2 separate regions of the Mus musculus genome follow, and region 2 is linked to region 1. Evidence: chromatin loops called from intact Hi-C (ENCODE). Cell type or tissue: left cerebral cortex. All regions are shown on one strand. Links, peaks and the distances in the headings refer to the core of each region. The heading gives the core; the rest is flanking DNA. Region 1 holds the start of Prkar1b (protein kinase, cAMP dependent regulatory, type I beta). Region 2 overlaps Dnaaf5 (dynein, axonemal assembly factor 5).

Region 1 (12,427 bases), core at 6,315-8,814:
GGGATTCTAGGCAGGGGCTCTACCACTGAGCCACGCCCCCAGCCCCTCCCTGGGGGATTCTAGGCAGGGGCTCTACCACTGAGCCAGGCCCCCAGCCCCTCACTGGGGGATTCTAGGCAGGGGCTCTACCACTGAGCCACACCCTCTAGCCCCTTGCCTGGGGAATCTAGGAAGGGGCTCTACCATGGAGCTTCAGCCCCAGCCTTGCTTCCCATGATCCTGACAGATCTGGGATATAGGAGCATCACTATCTTGGAATTCCAAGGAGGGACTTGAAGCAGCTTTGCCCAGGCCACCTACAAAGGATACTAGGGGCACTGACCTTCTCCAACTTCTCAAAGTGCTCCCGGAGGAATCGCAGTGGCCGGTCCGGCTTGGCGACACAGAGGTGCACAATGCATTCTTTGAGCACCTGCTGGATGCCATGTTTCTGCACGTACATCTCGCATCCTTTCAGAGAGTCCTCATCCTCCGAGTGGAAGCATGATGGGGAGGCCATGGTCAGAATGTCTTCTATGCTCCTGTTACAGATGACACAATCAGCTTTAGGAGGTGTTGGGGAAGCCAAACTGTTCTACCATAAACTATATAAAGTACACGTGGGCTGGGCCTGGTGGTACAGGCCTGTCATGCCAGCTACTCAGAAGATGAACACAGGAGGACTGTGAGTTCAAGGTCTGCCTGAACAGGACCAGCCTATACAACTTAGTGAGAACCTGTCTCAAAGTAAAAAGTAAAAGCCTGGAATGGGTTTAGAGAATATGACTTAGTTGGTAAAATACTAGCCTAGTATGCAGATTTCATGCCCAACACCAATGAACTCTGCAGTGATGCATAACTATAACCCCAGCACTCCTCAGCACGGAAAGACATAAAGATAAGGAGTTTAAAGCCAGCCTTTGCTACATAACAAGTTGGAGGCTGGCCTGGTCTATGTAAACTTTGCCTTTAAAAAGAGGGAGGGCAGGGGAGATACTGACAGGATGGTTCAGTAGATAAAACATCTAAGGCCCGAGCATGAGGACAGAAGGTCAGATCCACAGCACCCACAGAAATGCCAGGTGGGCATGGTGGCCTACAGTCCCAGGGTGAGGGAAGTGAAGCCAGGGTCCTTGGGGCAAGCTAGCTAGCTAGACTATCTGAATCGGTGAGCTATGAGTTCAGGGAGAAACTGTGCCTCACTGTATAAGGTGGAAAGTGGTCAAGGAATGCACCCAAGACCAACCACTGGCCTTCTACACACACACACACACACACACACACACACACACACACACAGAGAGAGAGAGAGAGAGAGAGAGAGAGAGAGAGAGAGAGAGAGACGCATGCACACAAAACATTTAATTAAAAAAATAACATAGGGCTGTACATCAGTGGAAGAGGGCCTCCCAGCATGTAAGGTTTATTGTTAATGATTAACTCCAGTGTGTATAACGCCAGAAGTCACGTTTGTCAAAGGGTTTTCTCTGATGAGTTAGTTCATCACTCAAAGGCTCAAACGCCTTCCTTACTTCGGAACAGGTTCCTTCAGGGATGAAAGAGATCAAGTATGATTTGCATACGGTTCTCTCTCCATTTCTGAGAAATTTCAGGTGGAATAAGTTGGGTGTTTGGCGCCCCCACTATGCAAACCATGATGCTTCATTTTTTTTTTCATCCACACTCTCCCCCCTTTTAAGGTTGATGTTGTCACGATCTAAGGCCCCAGCGCGGGTGGGTGGGGCGCGAGGGGGGTGCTGTCAAAGGATTGGGGTGGCTTGTTTCATGAGAAAGGCAAAGAGGGTAAAGAAAACAATGGAAGTGAGCTGAGGGGTGGGGGTGGGGGGCTTGGAAGACAGTAACAGAGGCCCGAAGGCTCTAGAAGGCTCTAGTGAGTGTCCTGCGCAGTGTTGAGTCACAACGTCCAGGTCATCGCCCCGCCCCACACTGATTGGAATCATCCAGCCTAGAGGCCTTGGGGTTGAGGGGACCCCATGGCGGATGAGGACGAGGAGGTACACCTAGCCTCAGAAGGATGGGGAATCACACACACACACACACATACCGTGACTCGGTCCCCAAACCCTGGGCCCACCAGAGGAGAGTTGGGGACGCCCCCAGATGGTGGTGAGTGCAAGGCGCCTCCAGACCCTGGTGGGTACAGGGGACCAACCCAACCCTGTCCTGAGAGCTTTTACAAAGGCCTGGTACCACCTTGGACGCCAACAGTTCTCCCCCCACCCCACCCCCGCCTCCACCCGCGTAGCCCCGCGGGGCTGATTGCGCCCCTCCCCAAATCCCTCGTGTCCCCGTGAGTCCCCCACCCCACCCCAGTTCCCGCTGACACCCAGCTCCAGATAGGGCCGGGTCCCTACACAGACCCCACCCCAGCCTGCGTACCTGTAGATGCGCGGTGCCCGAGGCCGGAGGAGGCTGCGCGAGGACGCGGGGACGCGGGGACGGCGAGCGGGTCCCCGCACTGCAGCGGCGCCGCCCTCCGCCCGCCCCCGCTGCGCGTCGCCGCCGGCCGCCAGGCCCCGCGCACCGCGCCCGCGCGGGTCGCCCACCGACCGCTGTCCTCCCCAGGGACCGCCCCACAGCTGTCTCTGAATGCCAGGGACACACCAGAGCTCTGTCGCGCAGGCCCCGCGTCCCCGCACACACACAGGTCCTGCCACCCGGACCTCCTACCACCCCATTCCTCTCTTCCTAAGCTAGCCCGACCTGGCTGGCGCCGCTCCTTCCGGGCCTAGATGCTCTCTCTGCTCAGGGCACAGTGGCACCGTGCTCTGTCTGAGCTGTCATTCTGAGTCTCATTCAGTGCCTGCCCACTCTAAAGCCGAGGCCTGTAGCAAAAATTAGCCACCACGCACGCATCCTGTCCTGCGCCATCTGCTCCTGTGGAAACAGAGTCCATCTTCTCCCAGTGATCTGAGCTGCAGGAGGAAGGATGAGACTCAAAGGTGCTGGAGAAGACATCTCCAATCTTCTGGCCTGTCTATATTCTCCAGTCCACCACGTATTCCCCCCACTCACCTGTCCTGACTCACCTGTGCTCACACCCTGTTCCCCAATCTGTTCTTCCATTCACCAGCTCCCCACTCGTCTATCTACACTGACCAGCTCCCTGAATTTGTTCCTCCACTCACCTGCCCACATTCCCTATCGTTCAGGGGTACCCCATTGCCCAGCTGCCTGATACCTCTTGCCACATTCACCAGCCCTCCTCCTCCTGACACACATGTCTCCACATGGCCACCAACCTGGCCTGTGCTCTCAGCAGGCAGGGCTGGCGGTGGCCCACACCTCTTCCTGCCAATGTGAAGGAAAACTGCTGTAAAAGGACTTGCTGCTTTGGAACAGGGCTCAGTTGATATCGTGCTTGCCTAGCATGCAGGAGCTCAGGGTCCCATCACCAGCAATGCACCAACATGGCAGCACACACCAGTGATCCCAGCACGTGGGGTGTAGCAACAGGAGCAGCGCATTGTCTGTATTGTATGTTTGCCTACAATAGCAAGTTTGAGGCCAGCCTAGGCTACATGAGGTTCTGTCTCGAATAAAATCAAATCTAGAATGAAATTAATAATAAAACAAAACAAGTATATGATAAAATAAACAAAAATAATAAAATAAAATAAAAAAAAGACACTGCTCAGCCGGGCATGGTGGTGCATGCCTTTAATCCCAGCACTTGGGAGGCAGAGGCAGGCATATTTCTGAGTTCAAGGTCAGCCTGGTCTACAGAGTGAGTTCCAGGACAGCCAGGGCTATACAGAGAAACCCTGTTTCAAAAAACCAAAAAAGAAGAAGAAGAAGAAGAAGAAGAAGAAGAAGAAGAAGAAGAAGAAGAAGAAGAAGAAGAAGAAGAAAAAGAAGAAGAAGAAGAAGAAGAAGAAGATGATGATGATGAAGATGTAGCTCACACTTCCCTGGCCTTGCCCTCCAGCCTGCCTCCCCAGATCTGTCCACCTGAGTGACAGACATACCTAGTGGGAAAGGGTCTTTTTTTTTTTTTTTTCAAGAATTCAAGTCCCATCTTACCAAAACGAAAACTTGCCTTTCCTAAGTAACTCATGTGCTGCTACCTGCCAGCACTCAGATGGGGTCACCTGCCTTCTCCATCACCCACTTCCCTCTCTAGCCCCAACTCCTCCTGGCTCCTGCGGGGATGCAGAAAGCACTGAGCAAAGTCAGCAAAAAGGAGCCAATTTCTATCCTGGAACTTGGGCTATGGGGTTGAATCCTCCAGGGCTGCTCTCCACTCTCCTCCTCTTCCTTTTTTGTTTTTGTTTTTGTTTTTTGTTTTTTGTTTTGCTACTAACCCAAGGCTAATCTCAAAATCACTAAGGATGGGCCTTAAACTCCTGATCTTTATTCTTCTACCTCTGAAATGCTAGGCTTGTAGGCATGTACCACATGCATAAATAAGGACTGGGTTTTCTCCCCTGGGGACCCCATCCCCACCTCTAAGGGGCTCTCTGTTTTTTGAAGTTCCCTATAAAGACTACCCTTCATGTTGTTCCTTCGGAGAGGTGGGGTGACCCTCAAGAACAGTCCTCAGATCACAAGGCGCACACACACAAGCAGACGTCTACTGAAGTACACTGCCTGAAAGGCAAGTCCCCTTGGATAGAACTGTCCTGTCACAACAAGAACCCTTGGTCAGGGGCTAGCCATCAGGAATTATGGAACCAACCAAGAACCAGGTCCCTGGGCCTTACAGCAATGCCTGCTGCTGTGGCCCCCTGTGAAGGCAGCTCCTGCCATTCTTGGTTATGTCTGGGCTACTCTAGTAACCTAGTCCAGGGACCTTGGCTTCTTGAGGTTCCCTTCCTGTAGTGCTGGGGATAGAACCTGGGATTCCCTGGCCAGCCACTCTAGCCTACTTGGGGAATTTGGGCAAGGCCAGTGAGAAAATCCTATCTCAAAAAAGAAGATAGCTTTTAACTAAGAACTGGGAAGGTAGAGGCAGGGGCATTTCTGTGAGTTGGAGGCCTGGTCTATGCAGTGAATTCTAGGCCATCCACAGCTACATAGTGAGACACACACACCCCAACATGCCCCACCCCATGCCACAAAATGAATGTTGGTCCCCGGCACCTGGAAACTGGAAAATAGAAACGTGAGCCTAGGCTACCTAGAGAGGCCCTGTCTCCAGAATGTAAGTAAAATAAATAAAAGGCAAAAGAAAAAAGTCACTGAGGTAGAGTTGCTGATCTTATTTACTCATGGTGCATGGTGAGGGGCTGTTCTGTGGAGTTCAGAAAGGAAGATGGCTCATTAAACCATGGTCTTTACAGACGTGGCATAGCCATGACTCTGTGACTGGGGCCCTGGAGATGACAGTGTGGGTGTGGACCCCGTCTCTGGCCCAATCGTCCAGTGTACAGAACTCCTCCCAAAGGAGCAGGAAGAGATGACTGACACTCACCAGGGGATGCTGGGAAATGCTCATGTCAAGGCAGAGAACGTGTGCTGAGGGGATGCAAACCGAGGGGAGGTGCAGAGCACAAAGCTCAGCTTCTCCCACATACAAAGTCTCAGTCTCAATCATATTTTTGGCTTTGTGATGGTGGGAAAGAAACAGGAACCATGTGTGAATGGTACTTTAAAAATATTTACCTCTTCTGGGCTAACATGAGATAGAGTATCATTTTGTTTATTTTGATAGTTTATGTATATATTCCTGAACATATGTGTGTACAAGCATGAGGATGCCAGAGTTGGACCCTGTGTGTCTTCCTCTATCACTTTCCACCTCCCCCCCATATTTGTGTTATGTGCACACATGCATGCATTTGTGCTCCCCCCCCCCGCCGTGTGTGTGTGTGTGTGTGTGTGTGTGTGTGTGTGTGTGTGTGTGTTTGTGTGTATGGTATGGTATGTGAATGTAGACATGCATGTGCCATGAGGTCATGTGGAGGTCAGAGATCAATTCTGAGAATTTGGTTGTCTCCTACCAGGGTCCCAAGGATCAAACTCAGGCCTATGTAGTAAACTGGTTTACCCACTGAGCCATCTCACCAGCCCCATTTTTGATATCCTGAGACAGGGTTTTGCTGTGTAGCCCAGACCAACTACAAACTCAAGAACCTCCTGTCTCAGCCTCCTGAGTAGTGGGATTGTGGGTGTGCATCACTGTGCCTGGTCCTGATGCTCTTTCTTGATAGTGGACAGCAGCAGCAGCAGCACTTTCAGCATGATCTGTGTTTGATGGAAAGCCTGATACTGAGCAAGCGGTAATCAGGCTGTGTTGCTGGGAGTGGGGGTGCTGGCTAGGCTAGGGGTGTTCCATGCATTCTGTTAGTAAACCACAGGTTTCTCAGAACCTGAGTCTATGGCAGTCAAGTGGCTTGTGTCAGTTGGAACTGACAACTCGGTCCACTCCTTGAGAGTCACCTGATTCTTCTCCAGAGACCTGGAATGCTGGGTATGCAAATGACGCCACTGGGAAGGAGTCCCCATTGAGGCAGGAAAACAAGCAGATGGGGGTGGAGGGAATACACAGGTTTCCTATCACTGAGCCACACCCCAGCCCCTCACTGGGGGATTCTGGGCAGGGGCTCTACCACTGAGCCACACCCCAGCCCCTCACTAGTGGATTCTAAGCAGGGGCTCTACCACTGAGCCACGCCCCAGCCCCTCACTGGGGGATTCTAGGCAGGTGCTCTACCACTGAGCCACGCCCCAGCCCCTCACTGGGGGATTCTAGGCAGGTGCTCTACCACTGAGTCACGCCCCCAGCCCCTCCCTGGGGGATTCTAGGCAGGTGCTCTACCACTGAGTCACGCCCCCAGCCCCTCCCTGGGGGATTCTAGGCAGGTGCTCTACCACTGAGCCACGCCCCCAGCCCCTCACTGGGGGATTCTAGGCAGGTGCTCTACCACTGAGCCACGCCCCCAGCCCCTCACTAGTGGATTCTAAGCAAGTGCTCTACCACTGAGTCGTGTTTTCAGTTCCAGGCCTGGCTGGGTGTGGACCTTCTGCAGACATGTGAACTGGTGAGAAATGCCCCTGCAGCGGAGCAAATAAGGCTTTGCTTGAGCAGCGCTTTCTAATATTTGAACTTCACACTGTTCGTTGCAGTCATCTGGGAAGTGGATCCCACTGGAGACTCCTGGACATTGATCCAGTCTTGAAGGGGCAGGCTTCACGACAGCCCAATGGTAAGCCCAGCACTTCTCTTGAAAAACAGAACAAAACAGAAAGCCATCCAAGTCCCCATTGGTCCTAGCCCCGAGACTCAACCCCACCCCCCAAAGGGTTCATGCATGCTTTGGAGTTCTTTCCCAGGGCTGCACAGGACTTGGTTTTACTCCACCAACGTGGTGGTAAGATATCCAGCCTGTGAACTGGAAATTTCTAGCTTCTTTGGAAAGTCGGTATGTCAAATCATGTTTTGCTGGGGCACACAGGTGACAGGATGTCTTGCAAAAGCCAACATGTGAAAGGACACGTGATAAAGGAGTATAAATATGACCTCACAGACAGTGGGAGCTGGAGCATTGTTTTGGTTTGCTCTGCCTGGCTAGTCTTCGCTAACAACACGTGTGTCTCGGTTTGCCTTATATAGCGTTGTTGAGCTCTGCTTGTGGTAGGTGACCCAGCCATTGAGAGAAACTGGCCAAAGAACTGCTCGTGAGGTTCCTGAAACTTCTCACCATTTCAGTGAGCCTTGCAATTTCTTCAGAATTGAACTACAGCTGCTGGTCCGTGCTTGCTGTCGGTCTACCAAGAGGACTGGTCTACAGCTGCTAATCTGTATTTGGTGTTTGCTACAGGACTGAACTGCTAACAAAGAAAATTAAGTCGCCCCCCCCCCACCCCCGTAAAGAACTATTGCTAAACAGGTCTACTTCCCCCATATTCTAACAACTTTTCTTTTCCACTCCCTCTGTGGGTGGTGAGCTAGAGGAGAGGTTGAACATTTATTAAAAGTAGGTTACAAAAATTCTATGTCGACAATCCTGTGTGTGGTCCATGTCTAGCTTACATGGATACTGATATCAGTCTGGCTGGGAGACTGTCTCCCTGAATGGTTTTAAAATGCCAGCAGACCTGCTGTGAGCTCATGTGCAAAGAGTCATATGGCAAGAGACTGGTACAGTCTCTAAGGATAGCAAAAAAGGGGGTGGGGGCCAGATCTAACTGCCAGGAAGTGATACTACCAAAAAGTATGGGAAAATATCTGTCCTGGTCCTACCTAGGAAAGGACCCTGCACTGGCAGTAATGGGGCCTTCAGAAGGCCATGCCAAGCTCTGCCTGGACATTAGCCTTCAAATACCATGAAATAGGTGCTGCTTCACACCACTAAATCTGTAGTCATATGTTATACAACTATAGAGATCCAATTCAAAGCAGGAATAGAAGAAAAGATGCTGGGAATGAAGTCTGTGTAGAATTCCTCAATAGGGGGCTGGGGTGTGGCTCAGTGGTAGAGCCCCTGCCTAGAATCCCCCAGTGAGGGGCTGGGGTGTGGCTCAGAGGTAGGACCAATGGCTTAGCATATGCAAGGTCCTGGGTTCCATTTCTTGCACTGAAAAACAGCAAAAAACAACAAAAGACTAATAAAAACAGTATAGGAATTCAACATATAATTTGAAGACAAGAAGTTTTAAAACAGCGATAACTAGCACAATTGGCAAATAGTTAAATTGGTTAAAGTGAAGAATGGTTTTAGAGGACTTTTACAGCACCTGAGTGATTATAAGATACAGCAAATTTCACTGATCACTGTAGTAAGGTAATGCAGCCCATTCTTCCATTAAAGTCACATTCCCAGTGACATAGAACAAAATATGTATAATATTGTTAAATGGGGACATGTTTCTAACAATGCAAAGTAAAGGTTATCTATATACTTTTATTTAATAGCCAATGTTTTTTACTTTGTTTTATAGCCTTTATTATTAAGTTGTTATTGTTGCATACATACATATGAATATATAAATAAATCCTGCTGAATAAAAAAAACCGATTAAAATAGAATTCAAGTGAATAAAAAAGCTAACATAGTTACAAGATTAAGGAAATTCGTGATAGTGCACGAGAAGTCGTTAAACACATTACAGAAGTCACAGTGTTAATACTTGGTAATCTGATGTATTAAAGTAAAAAGTCATGCATTAATAAAAAATTCCCACCAGTCAGAGTATAGCAGCATACACCTATAAGCCTATAAGCTCATCACTCCCAGGGCAGAAGGATCAGAGGGTGGAGACCAGTGTGAGCTCCAGAGTGAGATCATGATTTGAATCAAACAAACAAAAAGCCCAAACATTTGGAAGGCAAAACGGAACTCTATTGCTAGGCATGGTGGCTCATGCCTGTAACAGAAATAGAGACAGCAGGGGTGGGCATTCAAGGCCAGCCTGGGTTATATAAGATATTCTCTATATAGAGTTGGTCTGGTGCTGCTTGTATTCAGGAGGAGGAGCAGAAGGAGGAGGGGGAGGAGAAGGAAGAGGAGGAGGATGGAGATGAGAAGGACAAAGTTTATATATACTTACATATATATAATACTTATCATAAAGGGGGGATTTTTAACCTCCCTGGATATTAAATAAAATTTGATTGAATCTGCAGAGATACCATTTGTAAAAAGTATTTTATTTGTATTTTTCAATTTGTATGTGTATGTGTGTGTGTGTGTGTGTGTATGTGAGAGAGAGAGAGAGAGAGAGAGGGAGAGAGAGAGAGAGAGAGAGAGAGAGAGAGAGAGTGCAGTGCCCACAGAGGCCATATCCCCTGGATCTGGAGTTAACAGACTGTTATGAGCTTCCTGATGTGGGTACTGGGGCACTCAAGCCTCTGCAAGGGCAGTATGTGCAGAGACACCATTTCTAACCTATTGAGGAAAAATATTAATTGTAAAACAGGCTGGGAAGATGGATCTGTGGGAAAAGTGTTTGCTTTGCTGACCTGAGCTCAGCCTCCAGAACGTACAGAACAACAGAAGACATGGCCAGTGGCGCACATCTTTACCCCAGCACTTGGCAGACAGATGCCCGCAGGGACATGGATAGAAACCAGAAGCCATCAGGGGCCAATTCCCACCTTTTAGAGCCCATCCCCTCTGAGTCAGGGTCTCTAGGCCAGGGCCAGTGTCTTGGCCTGGCTGGAAACCAGCAAACCCTAGAAGTCAGTCCCCCTAGAAGTCTGCTCCCTTGGAGCATTTGTGGGGATGCGGCTTGTGGTGCGGCGTTGGGATCAGTGTTCCAGTCCTCAGAGAGAGCTCTTCAACACTGAGACATCTCTCCAGCCCCATGTTAAATATTTATTGTGTGTGTGATTGTGCAAGCACATGTATGTCACAGAAATATGCCAGGCAGTGATGGCGCATACCTTTGATCCCAGCACTCTGGGAAGCAGAGTTGGAGGTCAGCCTGGTCTAAAGTGAGTTCCAGGATAGCCAGGGCTACAACCAGGGCTACATAGAAACCCTATCTCCAAAAAACAACAATACCAAACCAAACCAAACCAAACCAAACAAAACCAAACAAAACAACACAGACAGGGATCTGGCGAGATGATGTCTCAGCACGTCAAGGCACTTGCAATCAACCCTGATCGTTTGAGTTTGATCCTTGGTAACCAGGTGGAAGGAGGGAACCAACTCCTGCAAACTGTCCTCTGACCCACACAGGCACACCATGGCATAGGGACACACACATCCAAGAACCTGATGATATGGTTTGGTGGGAGTTTGGGGGGGACACACAGGGCTTCATACTTAACATATGTATGGAGGTCAGTTTATAAACATCTTTAGGGTACGAATGCAAAGCTTGCCTTCTGTAGTGGCCCCCCATTGACTAGTCCTCATGAGTACTGGATTATCTATGCAGTCCTGTATCTTTCTGCACATAAACCAACACAGCTGTTTATGTGTTTATATTGGCTTCTTTGTAAAAATGCATGAAGCCAGAAACACTGGGTGGGTGCTAAATAACCACAAGAAAGAGCTCATGAGGTTATTGTACAATGTTATGTGTCTGTTAAAATGATGAAACAATTCTGCATGAATTAAAATAAAACCATCTCTCTCTCTCTCTTTTTTTTTCCTTCTCGGTGAGCTTCAACATTTTGGGATGGGTGATTCATTAAACAGCAATGTTACATAATCAACACCACCTACTTCAGGATCATTTTGCCCCCAACCATGCATATGCCTTCCCCTGCAGCCTTGGTCATCTGCCAGTGTTTCTGTCTCTGCGACGGACTCCTCCATCTGTTCAGGATTGGCACCAGAGCCCGCCAGCCCTGTGACAGCTTCCCTCCCCTTCAGTCCACTTACCCATGAAATAATTCAGCTGCCTCACTCGCTCATGTGCTTTTAGCCCAAGCACAAACGTTCATCCTGGGGTGAGTAGCAGCAGCCTTTGTCCAATCCACTTCCCCAAACTTGGTCCTCCCTCCGCAAAACCACTACTCTGCAGCAGCCCCCAGACCTCGCTCTTTCCCCACCCCACAATTCCAGGCGATGTTCCACCAGGCAGAGCCTTCCCTGTCCCCAGGGATCCTGTCCACTGTCCACTGTTCCACTGTCGTCTGTTGTGTGGCTTTCCCCAGGGAAATGAACATAAGTCTATCCATTCCAGAGAGGACACCAATGGACAGAGAGGGACCAAACTATCCCATCCACGTCTACTTCAGTGACTCGGTTGTTTTAACTGGTAACACATGCACTTGGGCAACTCAGAAGCCACAACACTATAACCATTACATCCTCAGAGGGGACGACAATACATAACTGCCGTCATCAAATCCATGGCCGCTTACAAATCCTCAGAAGGGGCGGGGCCTCACAAGCCTCATCCCCTAGCAATCATTAACTGCCTATAAATCTTTGGAAGGGGCGGGGCCCCAGAGCCACACCTCCCTAGCAATTATTAACCATCTATAAATCCTCACAAAAGTGGGGCCTGCTGAGGCCCCCACCCTGCCTCAGGACTGAAAGTTGAGGATCCAGTCTTGTGAAGGTCTTCTGGTGATCACGCTGCTGACAGATGAAGAACACAAGGGCTATGTCAAAGCCAGAGGACAATGGTCTGTACTGCACTATCCCTGGACTCTGGACAGGCAACTTCCCAAGGCAAGGAGCAGCAGCACCTGCTTTGACTCTGTGGTGGTTTGAATGAAAATGGCCTCACGGGCTCTCTAGGGAGTAGCACTATTAGGAGGTGCCGGAGGAAGTGTGTCACTGGGGGTGGGCTTTGAGGTTTCAATTGCTCAAGCCAAACTCCGTCCCATGCTCTCTTCCTGCTGCCCGTTGACCCAGATGTAGAATTCTCAGCTACTTCTCCAACACCATGTTTACCTGTGTGCAGCCCTGCTTCCTGCCATGAAGACAATGGACTAAACCTCTGTGTCTTAGGGTTTGACTGCTGTGAACAGACACGATGACCAACACAACTCTTATAAAGGACAACATTTAATTGGGGC
Region 2 (12,427 bases), core at 6,158-8,657, 50 kb after region 1:
AGGTTCAATGGGTGGTGACGGAGGTGCCATATGACCCACATAGATTATCATGGTTGGTGCAGCCCTTGAGCACAGAGCCCCCTGAAACCACCTTGTGCAGAGGCACAGGGTCAGGTCCAGTTCCATTCCCAAACTGAAGCATGTCCTTCAGAGTAGTCTGTTTGTCCTTCCTCACTTGCCCTCTTGTTCCAGACAGTTCCGTGGCTATTTGGATATGGTAATAAATGACATCCTAGCCCCCAACCTGCAGTGGCATGCAGGGAGGACAGCTGCAGCCATCCGGACGGCTGCTATATCCTGCCTGTGGGCACTCATCAGCAGTGACATCTTATCGGCCAAGCAGGTAAGGACAGCTGTGACCACCCCAGTTGTTTGTCCATGTGTGTATCATGGGACCTTACAGAACTGCGTCATTCAATCAGCACAGAAAGCTCTAAAGGGCTGAAGTCTGTGGGGCCAGATCAGGGCAGGGCCCAAGTCTCTTGCTCTGGTTCTCACATCTCCTTGAAAGATCTGGGATCTGGTCTACAAACTGTCTTAGTTTCTTATCCTACTGTTGTGATAAAATACCCTGACAAAAGCAACTCAAAAGAGACTAGGGATATACCAGGTCACAGGTATATGGGGAGATGACATGCCAGCCATACCTGAGTTTGGATCCCAGCATCCATGTAAAGAAGCAAAAAACAAAAACAGAACAGGCCTGGCCACATGGGTGACCAGCATTGACAGAGCAGAGACAGGGTTCACTGACAGTCAGTAAGCTCTGACTTCGGGATAGACCCTGTGTCAATATAGAAGGTGCTGGATGGATGGAGAGATGGCCCAGTGCTTCAGAGCCCTTCTGCTCTTGCAGAGGACCCAAGTTCAGTTTCTAGTACCCATGTCTGGTGGCTCACAACTCCTGAGAATCTGATGCTCTCTTCTGGACTCTGAATAGACAAACAGACACAAACATAGAAAATTGTGTGTGTGTATGAGTGTGTATACACGGTGGAGAATGATAATGAAAGATGCCTGGTATCAATTCCTGGCCTTCAAAAAAAAGCACATGAACACACATATGCATTATGTCTGCTGCAACTGCACACACAGTGTAGCACGTATTATTAAGATTAGTGCCACAGAAATTCTCCATCAGATATTGGGTAAATGGTCTCCGAAGTCAGTTTCTGTTGAATGCTCTTCACAAAATTCCAAGCTTAGGATGAGGGATAGCCCTGGGCTCAGCTCTTACCACACACAGGTGAAGTGGCTGAGAGTGGCAGGCCAGGCCTGCGTTGCTCTAAGCAGTGAAGTGAGCCAGGCGACTGAGCCATGGAAAGGTGAGGCTTCTGCACGGCTCCTCTGCCTGCCATCCGCTCACGGTGTGTGAGCGCCCCCTGCTGACAACAGGGGTCGTTACCTAACTCTCACATGTTGCACTCTACAGTGGGTAGGATCTGAGGTACTCGACTGACCAAATTAAAGCAGAAATGGTTAAGATGATCTGAACTTTAGAGAAAATGCAGTATTTCTGTTCTAGAACAGCAAAGCTGCAGGCAAAGCCCTCCCCTTGTGTTGTGATCCCTTCCCTCCTGACATGGATGCCCTCCCCAAGATCCCCCACCGTCTCCCACTGGTACCCTATCTAGTCAGCCCCTGCCATCATCCTGCTGCCCGCTGTTTTCTTGTATTTATTACACCATGAGAAGGCCCACTTCCAGAAGCCCTTCTGCTTCCCTGCAAAGTGTCACAGAGGCAGCCACTTGGTGGCAGTACAGTCATAACTCACCAGGCCCTCAGCCCAGGGCATGCAGCCACACTGCTTGTCCCCATCAGCACCTCCTTCACTGGCACCACCTACCCTCCCATCCCTTTCACCTCCTCAGCAAAGGTGATGCCCTCTTGTTGATCACGAGAGCCCTGCTCAGGCCACTTACAGGCCTGTGAACCATTCACTGGTTCACGCCTCCCTCATTCTCGTGTCCCGTGAAGCCTTATATATGCATCTAAATGTGGTTTATCTCCCAGGCTTGTCCCATTACATGCCAGGTAAGTGTTCTGCATTTGAGCCACAGCTCCAGGCCCTTTACTAGAAGGTTCTAGGCAGGGGCTACCATGGAGCCACAGGCCCAGTCCTCTCCCTGGGGGATGTTAAGCAAGTGTTCTGTGGCTAATCTGTGTTCCTAACTGATTCCACTTTTAATTTGGAGACAGGATCTCAGTAAGAGTCCTCAGCTGGCTTTGAACTTCCTCTGTAATCCAGGCAGACTGAACTATGAATCTCCTGCCTCAGCTTCTAGTGCTCACTAGGATAGGGCTTTGCCCAGCTTTTCCTACTTTCAAAACAAAACAAAATTCCCTGTCATAGCCCTTACAGCTCCCATCATTCCCTGCGCTTCTCTCCACTGAACCCCTGGAGAACTGCCTACACTTCAAATTTTATTTTAGTAGAGCAAAGGGTTCTTTTTTTTTTCTTTGTAGTGTGTGTGTGTGTGTGTGTGTGTTCGTTCGTGTTTGTTCATGAGTGCCAGAATTAACTTCTGAATATCTGTCCTGGCTAGTTTTATGTCAGCTTGACACGAGCTAAGATTCTCCCAAGAGGAGAAAACCACAATTGAGAAAATCCAGCTGTAAGCAGACGAGCCTGTAGGACATTTTCTTGATCTAGGGTTGATGTGGAAGGGCCAGTACACTGTGGTTGGGAACAGCCCTGGGCTGGCGGCCCTGGGTTCTAAACGAAGGCAGGCTGAGCAAGCCAGTGAGCAGCATCCTCCATGGCCTCTCCATGCATCAGCCCCTGCCTCCCCGTTGCCTCCCGAAGCAGACTGTGATTTAGGATATGTAAGCCACGTAGCCCTAACAAAGGCAGCATCGGAAGTCACTCCTCACATGCTGTCCACCGTGGGTCTCTTCCTGGCCTGGCACCGGGAATGCAGATGTACACCACCACACCCAGCGCGTCCATGAGTGCTGGGTTGATCTCGATTCTGAAAGTTCTCTACCATCTCAGTGAGTCTTCTCTCCAAGCCCCTGATGGGTTTTTTGTTAGTTGATTGGTTTTTCCATTGGGGTGGTTTTCTGTAGGTCAGGCTGTCCTAGAACTCCCTGTTTAACAGAGCCTGCCCTTGAAGTGCTGGGATTACAGGTGAACTGTCTGTAATTCACATGGTCTGCTTGCCTTGTGTGGCCTGGCCTATCCTGTAGCACTCTGAGCCGATAATAAGTGACTGGTGGTGGCCTGTAATCCCAGCCCTCGGGAGGCAGAGGCAGAGCTCTGAGTGTGAGACCAGCATGGTCTACAGAGTGAGTTCCAGGACAGCCAGGGCTACACAGAGAAACCTCGAATCGAAAAACAAATAATTAATAAATTCAAGTGATTCAAGGGCCAGTGAGGTGACTTGGCAAGTGAGGGCAGTGGCCATCAAGCCTGGCCAATGTGCTGAGTGTGCTCCCAGGAGCCGTGTGGTTAAGGGAAAGAACTGACTCTTGCAGATTGTCCTCTACACGTGTGTACCTGCACGCTTGCACACCCACAGACCTACACACAGAAGATAAGCAAAACTTTTATTGTTACAAACAAAACCAAAAAGATTCAAATCTACTTGTAGGTGTGCTTCGCAGCATTCAAGCTGCATTGCCTGGCATTGAGCACTGGTGTGCTGACAGCATGGGTGGTCCCACGTTCCTCACACCCATTTGTGGCCTGCAGGTGCAAGAGGCACAAGAGACCCTGATGCCACAAGTGCTGGCTACGCTGGAGGACGACTCCCAGACCACACGCCTGATGTCCTGCCGCATCATCAACATGTTCCTCAAGAATTCAGGGGACACCATGGAGCCAGAGAAATTCCTCAAGGTCTATCCTGGTAAGACACCAGGCGTGCGTGAGCACACACGCGCACACACACGCACACACACACGCACACACACGCACGCGCACACACACGCACGCACACACACACACACCACGTTATTTAGTAACTTCTCTTGTAGTTAGACATAGAGAGAATATTTCTTTTGACTCCTGCTGGGTATCCATATGCCATCACAGTGACAGATGAGCCAGTCCTGACTGAGCAGCCTTCATGAGAAGCAAGAGGTGGGCATTATTGGAGATGGAGGCCAGGCTCTGTTTCCAGGACCGGTAGGGTGTAGCCAATAAAGGTGGGAGACCCTCCTTGAAGCAGAAATTTTCCAGGTTCCAGTTTAAAGTAAGTGTGTGTGTGTGTGTGTGTGTGTGTGAAATAAGGTTTCTATCTGCCATTGCTACAGAGAGCAATCTACCTGGAGCTGGCGTGGTGGGGCATGATGTGGGCAGCTGCATTACCTGTCTAGAGGCAGCCTGAGCACCAAGCCAGTTAGAGACAGAGATAATGAGGCTGTCAAAGCCAACAAGATCCCAGGCGGTGACCCGGGACAGTACTGTACAGAACAGAGCACAAGAGGAACAGACGCGTCCTGAGGAGCAGTGAGCGTGAGGGGACGTGGGGAAAGCCAGCACAGAGATGCTTAAGTCTCCACGCTAGCTTGCTGACAGCCCCAGCACAGTGCAGGGCTGGTAGATGGTCCTCAGGACAGGTGGTCTTAGAGGGCTGAGGACACACCCCTCAGGGTTCCCATTTACAGTGGCTTGCTATTGTCAAAAACCAAAATAGTAACATCCTTTAGAGGCAAGTCAAGACCTGGCCATTCTTGCACACTGCTCTAATCCCAGCATTTGAGATTAGTGCCTGGGCAGGGAGCACTATTGCAAATCCTAGGCAGGCCACATAGAAAATTCCAAGCCAGCCAGGTCTACACAATGAGACCCAGTCTCAAAACAAACAAGAAAGCCAGGCATGATGGCACAAAACCATAATCCTAGCACTTTGGATGTGAAGGCAAGAGCATTGAGTTCAAGGCCAACCCTAGCTTCACTAGCCCTTGTCTCAGAATGAACAAAAAGTCCTAGGCTAGGCATGCTAGGTGTGTGCCTTTAATCCTAGAACTTCCCAGGCAGAAGCAAGCAGATCTCTGAATTCAAGGCCAGCCTGGTTTACATAGCAGGTTCCGAACCAGCCAGGGCTAATCAATGAGATCATCTTTTTTTTTTCCCCTGACAGGGTTTCTCTGTGTAGCCCTGGCTGTCCTGGAACTCACTCTGTAGACCAGGCTGGCCTCGAACTCAGAAATCCTCCTGCCTCTGCCTCCCGAGTGCTGGGATTAAAGGCATGTGCCGCCACCGCCCAGCTGAGATCATCTTTTAAATAAAAAGTCTCCCAAGAGTATTAGATAAACTCTGAAATGGCCGAAGGAGAAACGAGTGCATTAAAGGCCTTTAGCTCCCTAACACAGCCTCTGGCAGGAGGAACCAAGGCGTATTTCTCCAGGGACGAAGCGGTGGCTCCAGAAGAGATGGTGACCAGGGTTGAAGGTAGACTTGGATTCTCAGGCCTAGAGAACAGAATGGCTGAGGTGGGAGAAATCTCTACCAGAAAACCCCACAGGCTCTGCTGGCCTCTCACATTAAGTTTCTGATTGTTTTGTTTTTGTTTCCACCCACAGTCTGTGTGGCTCTACTTTTTAGCAAGCTTGGCTAATGCTTGCTGTCGACTGCCAGGGCTGGTGGCTTCCTACTTAGGAGGGAGTGCCAGTGGGAGAGTGCACACATTGGGCACAGCTCCTGCTCTGCCATTATGGCAAGCATAGCTCTGCACCACATTGCGACTTCTTAGTGCAAGGAGGAGGCTGTTGTGTAGGTGCCCTGGGCCAACCCTGAACAGAGGACAGAGGGGACTGCTCATAAAGGGCAGTGTCAGCTGCCCCCAGCCTGTTCACCCTTGCAAGTTAGCCCCACGAACATCAACCCCCTGTAATTCCAGAATTGGTCTGGGTGCCACCAAGCCTGGGATGGGTGAGTCCTTGCACTCAGGTTTACGCCTCAGCCGGTCTTGCTCTCGTGACTCGGACTCAGTTCTCTGTCATCCTGAGGTGTGTAGATGGTTTCCTTCTGTGCCTGTCCAAAGTATGTGAGCAAGAAGCAGCCAGAGCCCAGCATGTTGGGGACCCCCACGAGTCCTTCCTTCAGGTCCCTGTCCTAAAGCCTGTGCTCCTGGCAGGCGGCCTTGCACTCTGCCTGTGCTCCTGGCAGGCGGCCTTGCACTCTGCCTGTGCAGTGATGCTTTTCATGCCTTCAGGAAGCCAGGGCCATCCTGCTCATGATCAAGGGTGTCTGGCAGCACAAACTCAACGTTCTGGTACAGGGCAAAGAGCCTTCCCAACTAACACTCAGCTGTTACCCATTTGTGCGTTTTCCAGAACGTTTGTATTATAAAAGTAGGTTCCAGCCAGACAGTGGTGGTGCACACCTTTAATCCCAGCACTTGGGAGGCAGAGGCAGGTGGATTTCTGAGTTTGAGGCCAGCCTGGTTTATGGAGCAAGTTTTAGGGTAACCAGGGCTACACAGAGAAACCCTGTCTTGGGACAAGAAGTTTCTGCCTGTCAGGAAAGGTAGATCTGGTTTTGGCAACAGGCAGCCTGGTGAAGGACTTCCCACAGAAACAAACCAAGGGTGACAGTGTGGTGGGGTTGCTGGCCTCAGGCTCGTGAGCCTGCAGCAGGTGTGAGGAAGGTCAGCCCATGCTGTTGTCTGGTGTGCGCCTAGGTCGTCATGGGGGTCTCAGGGCTGATGGGACTGAACAGCTTCAGGGAAGTGAGGGCCATCATTGAAGATGCCAGTGCTGAGGACTCTCCTCTTCTGAGAGATGGATTCTTGGGCCCCAGAGAAAAGGCCCTCCACGTTTGCACCTTGGCCCTCATGCCTACTCCCACTCCCCACAGAGCTCTTGAAGCGCCTAGATGATGTCTCCAATGATGTGAGGATGGCAGCTGCTTCTGCCTTGCTCACCTGGCTCAAGTGCATCGAGAGCTTGGATGGGAAGTCCGCCTATCAGAGCAGCGTTCAGTTCCTGTACCGGGAGCTGCTGGTCCACCTGGATGACCCAGAGAGTGCCATTCAAGACACCGTCCTAGGTAAGCTCTCCAGGCTACAGTCTGTAGGGCCTGTGGCTTCTAGTGCCCTGAGACCAGGTATGTGTGATGTGAGTGTTTGCCTGTGCACGTCTGTGTATCCAAACATGCAATAGCCATGAAGGCCAGAAGAGGACATTGGATACCCTCGATCTTGAGTTACATTCAGGTGGTTGTGAGTTGCCATGTAATATGAGAATCAAATCCAGGTCCTCTTAACTGCTGAGCCATCTCTCCAGCCCCCACTTTTTTATATTTAACACACACACACACACACACACACACACACACACACACACACACGGGGCGGGGAGGGGGAGGAAGGGATAAAAATAATAAGAATACTGTTACAAACAGCTTAGCATGATGCAGGAAGGCCAGCTTCTGGATGCTGCTGACTTAGAGGGAAGAGTGGGAGGAGTCGTTGCAGGGGGTGAGGGAAGACTCTGGCTACACTGAGCCTCTTTGGCTTCCTTGGCTTGAGCACCTGCTGGAAGAGATTTGCCATTTGTTTGTTCATAATAAAACACACTGCAGGGCCAGCGAGATGGCTTAGCAGATAAAGGCACTTGCTGTCAAGGGTGGACACCTGAGTGTCATCCCCAGAACCCACATGGTAGAAGGAGAGAACACTCAAAGGTTTCCCCTTGAGTTCTGCATGCATGTAAGAAGGTGGTTTCAGCCCCGTGGGATCTACCCAGCAGCCAGAGAGAAAGATTGCCAGCTCTGTAAAGCTGGGAGGTGGGCACCCAGCCCACTGATGCTGGACTCAGGGTTCTATGCTCTCTTCTAGAAGTCCTCAAGGAGGGCAGCGTCCTGTTCCCAGATGTGCTGGTGCGGGAGACGGAGGCTGTCGTCCACAAACACCGCTCAGCTACCTACTGCGAGCAGCTGCTGCAGCACATGCAGACCATGGCCGCTGCTCGGTGACTGTGTGCATCAGCTACTGAAGGCAGACAGTGGTGGCCTGCAGACCTCGCACTTGAGACACTGTGTCCATGGCCTCGGGCCATCCTTGGGCCCCCAGATGGTGCTTGAACATCAGCTTCTGTGTTTCCTAAGCAGATTTCTGGGGTTTTGTAACACACATACACACACACACACACACACACACACACACACACACACACACACACACGCCAGCTTCCCAATTAGCTGCTTGAACATAATGTTTTTAAATTACAAGCCCCAGGGGTCCTGGGCTGCTTTCAGATTCACCATAATGCTCTTCACATTGCAGGAAAGCCAAAGGATTATAAAACAACCAACCATCCACTTCCTCTGGGCTCTGTCCCATCATCCTGTGCTGAGGACAGTGTCCAGTCTTGACTCACTGATAAAGTTTCTCCCAACTATTCTGGGTTTTGACACAGGGTTTCCCTGTGAGGCTTTGACTATTCTGGAACTCTCAGAGATCCACCAGCCTCTTCCTCCCCACACTGAGATTAAAGACCCGCACCACTACCACCCTGCTCCTCCCGATTTTAAATACACTGGAATGTCTTGCAGTGTGGGTGCACTGTCCTGGTGTTTCTGTTTCTCAGTATTAGTGATGCCCGTGGGTAAAGGATAGACTAGGAAACCAGCCTTCATCCCTACCACTTGCTGTAGCAGTCAGTAAGGTGGCCATTCTCCAGTGTCTTTTCCACCAAGTGCCTAAAGATTTCTAAGTGGTTCTTAGCCGCAGCCTATATTTTTGTTAAGACAATGTTGGGGGGGGGGGGGGTCGTGTCCAACAAATTTTAACATTTCTGCTTTGCCATTTATGGAATTAAATTATTTATTATAGTTATTTGTGTGGCCATCTGTGTGATTTGACTGATTACACTACATCCGTACAGACAGCTCCTGTCTCCATATGTCGGTGTTGAGGTGGTCCAGCCTGAGGGATGCTGGCTGTGGACTCCATGGGATGGGCCCCTCTAGTGACAGTCATCACTGGCTATGACCTGCATTCTGACATGAGGTAGCTGGAGGGCCAATAAGGCCCAGCCATCACCAGGGTAAGCCGGGTACACCAGTATGGTCCCGAGTCAGGCTGGACATCCAGGTGGGTGAAGTTTGGCCTCAGAGTGCCTGGCCCAGGGACTGCGGCCTGAAACTGCATTCTGTCCATTTCCCATTATCCTTGCTGCCTGGAGCTCTGTCGGTCATGTGCAAGATTGTTCAGCTCTTTGTTTTATCTATTACAATCTGTATTTGTCAAAGAGTGCACATAGGCTACAGCGTACATGTAGAAGTAGGACCTGAAGGACTCAGGTCTCTCATTCCACCATGTGGGTCCTGGGGATTGAAGTCGAGTTGACAGCATTGGCAGCAAGCACCTTGGCCTGCTGAGCCATCTTGTTGGTCAGAGCACCAGGCATTTTATTTTATTTATTGTGCATTACTGAGTATTGAACTTAAGACTTTGCCAATGTGTTCTACCCATAAGCCATGCCCCCAGCCCATCACTTATTTAAAGCAGGAGTCACCTCCCTCCACCCCTAGCTCAGCATCGCATCTTTGCAAAGAGATATCCAGTAAGTATCCTAGGCTTCATGGATCTTCCGGATCAGCTGTTGCTGGGGCTCCAGCTGTACTCAAAAGCCTTGTGGATACATTGCTCATGGTGTGGGCCTGTTTCCCATTGCTCCAAACATAATGGCTGAGTCAGATTGGGGAGGTGAGTCCCATAGAGTCGGGGGTTATTTGTAGCTGCTTTATTGATCTGAAGTTAGAGTGGGCTATTAGGTGACAGGCACACACCACAGCACCACCTCCATTGAGGCAGACCGCTTTGAGGAGCCTGTGGGGTGAGCGCACTTAACCACCATCACATTAGCATCATATGGACACTTGTTAGCAGTGCAGACAGGCCATCTCACCAGCTGCCTCCTTAGGAGGGAAGATGCTCAGTTGGAAGAGAAGCCTCCCTAGGGTGGAAGTGGGAAAATGAGGTCAGGAGCTGTGTCCTCTCCTCCTCATGCCCACCTTTCTTTTTGAAAAACAAAACCCCTCAGTCAAGCCCATGTAAACAACTGGATTTCTTTTCTTTTCTTTTTTGAGACAGAGTTTCTCTGCATAGCCCTGGCTGCCCTAGAACTCTGGAGACCAGGCTGGCCTCTACTCAGATCTGCCTTCAAAGGGCTGGGATTAAAGGTGTTTGCCACCTCTGCCTGGCTAACAAATGGGCTTCTTAATGTGTCACAGCCCGTGAGACAGCTCAGTGGGTGAAACGACTTGCTGAGCAAGCCCAGTGATGAAAGGGTCGGTGGAAAGAATGACCTCCATATATGCAGTGTAGCATGTGTGCTCACACAAATGGATGGTACACAGGAGTGTATTCAAGGGTTGGAGAGATGTCTCAGGCAAAGGCACCTGTCACCAAGCCCTGGGACACACATGGTAGCAGGAAAGAACTGACTCTGCCAAGTTATCCTCTGACACTCACAAAAAGACATGTTGCATGCCCTCTTTGCAACACGCAAATAAATACAATTTAGTTTTTTAAAAAGGAAAAAGAAAAGGCCAAGTGGTGGTGGTGCGCACCTTTAATCCCAGCACTCAGGAGGCAGAGGCAGGCGGATTTCTGAGTTCGAGGCCAGCCTCGTCTACAGAGTGAGTTCCAGGACAGCCAGGGCTATACAGAGAAACCCTGTCTCAAAAAACATATAAAAAAATTAAAAAAAAAATTAGAGGCCAGTCTAAGATAGATACAGAGTGAGTTCAAGACCACCTAGACTTTGCCTCAATATAAAAAGTAAAACAGGCTAGGTGAGCCCAAAAGATGACTCAACTGGCAAGAGTGCTTGTCACTCAAACCTGACGACCTGAATCAGTCCCCAGGACCCATGACTGAAGGAAAGAACCAACTCATGGGAGTTTTCTTCTCGTCATCTGCACACACACACACACACACACACACACACACAATTAAAGGGGGGCTGGGCAGATGGCTCACAGTTTAAGAGCACCTGCTGCTCTTGCAGAGGACTAGCACCCATATAGTGGCTCACGGCCATCCAGAATTCCATCCAGTTCTAGTGGGTCAGGTGTCTTCTGACCTCATGGGCATCAGTCACTAGCATGCACGTAGGCAAAACACCCACACTCAAATTAAAAATAATAATTGGTGGTGCACGCCTTTAATCCCAGCACTTGGCAGGCAGAGGCAGGTGGATTTCTGAGTTCAAGGCCAGCCTGGTCTACAAAGTGAGTTCCAGGACAGCCAGGGCTATACAGAGAAACCCTGTCTCGAAAAACCAAAAAAAAAAAAAAAAAAAAAAAAAAAATAATAATAATAATAATAACAACAACAACACAGAGGAGCCGGGCAGTGGTGGCACACGCCTTTAATCCCAGCACTTGGGAGGCAGAAGCAGGTGGACTTCTGAGTTTGAGGCCAGCCTGGTCTACAGAGTGAGTTCCAGGACAGCCAGCGCTATGCAGAGGAACCCTGTCTCGAAAAATCAAAAATAAATAATAATAAGGAAGGGGATGTAGTTCAATAATAGAGCAACTGCCTAGAATCCCCCAGGGAGGGGCTGGGGGCGTGGCTCAGTGGTAGAGCCCCTGCCTAGAATCCCCCAGTGAGGGGCTGGGATGTGGCTCAGTGGTAGAGCACCTACCTAGAATCCCCCAGTGAGGGCTGGGGCCGTGGCTCAGTGGTAGAGCACCTACCTAGAATCCCCCAGTGAGGGCTGGGGCCGTGGCTCAGTGGTAGAGCACCTCCCTATCATGTGCTACCAGTGTATCTTTGGTTCAGTCTCTTGCTTTCACCAAGAAGTAAATGTTAGCTGGTAGTGGTGGTATATATAGGCTTGTCATTTCAGCTTCTCATAAGGCTGAAGCAGGAGGATTACATAATAAAGAATACAAAACCAGCTTGGGCAACTTAGTGAGAACCTACCTAAAAAAAAAAAAAAAAAGGAGGAGAAGAAGAAGAAGGGGGGTGGAGGAGGAGGAGGAGGAAGAAGAGGAGGAAGAAGAAGAAGAAGAAGAAGAAGAAGAAGAAGAAGAAGAAGAAGAAGAAGAGAAGGGAAGGGAAGGAAGGAAGGAAGGAAGGAAGGAAGGAAGGAAGGAAGGAAGGAAAGAAAGAAAGAAAGAAAGAAAGAAAGAAAGAAAGAAAGAAGGAAGGAAGGAAGAAGAAAGAAGATGGCTGGGGTGTGGGTATAGCTCTGAGTCAGAGTACTTGCCTAGCATTACGAGGTCTGGGCTCAATCCCCAAAAGAGAAAAGAAAAACAGCCAGGGAGGTGACTCAGTCCTGAAAATGCCTGTAGCACAAGCACGGGGAGCTGAGTTCCGATCGCCAGCACCCATGTAGACAGTTCATCTTCTTCTCTATAAGCCAGCACTAAGGGACAGGTTAGAGGCAGGAGGAGCTCAGAGCTCGCTAACCAACCACTCTAGGCAAGTCTGTGAGCTCACGATTTAGTGGGAGCTTTCGTATC

What was found. Hi-C counts contacts between places; a loop is a spot of excess contacts. Peaks named below come from ENCODE experiments on the same cell type or tissue, not always from the same donor. Only the 100,000 strongest peaks of a DNase experiment are listed, where the experiment ranks them.
Region 2: a loop joins it to region 1, with 2.1 times the contacts of the local background. A loop is called at or near these places in 4 of 42 quality-filtered maps.

Annotation. Positions count from the first base shown.
Region 1 is chr5:139,127,265-139,139,691 of GRCm38, forward strand. It overlaps Prkar1b (protein kinase, cAMP dependent regulatory, type I beta), which reads right to left and starts at 2,488. Exons shown (of 11, transcript NM_008923.3): 1 at 2,380-2,488; 2 at 323-521. The coding sequence starts at 499. In left cerebral cortex, for the core only: no CTCF peak of the experiment used is centred there; a DNase peak (open chromatin) is centred at 7,846; H3K27ac peaks cover 824 bases.
Region 2 is chr5:139,177,723-139,190,149 of GRCm38, forward strand. Dnaaf5 (dynein, axonemal assembly factor 5) reads left to right here. Exons shown (of 13, transcript NM_001081265.2): 10 at 193-343; 11 at 3,695-3,851; 12 at 6,806-6,997; 13 at 7,788-8,788. The coding sequence ends at 7,924. Among named protein-coding and RNA genes, the nearest start is that of Sun1, 17 kb to the right of the region's middle. In left cerebral cortex, for the core only: no CTCF peak of the experiment used is centred there; a DNase peak (open chromatin) is centred at 7,340; H3K27ac peaks cover 208 bases.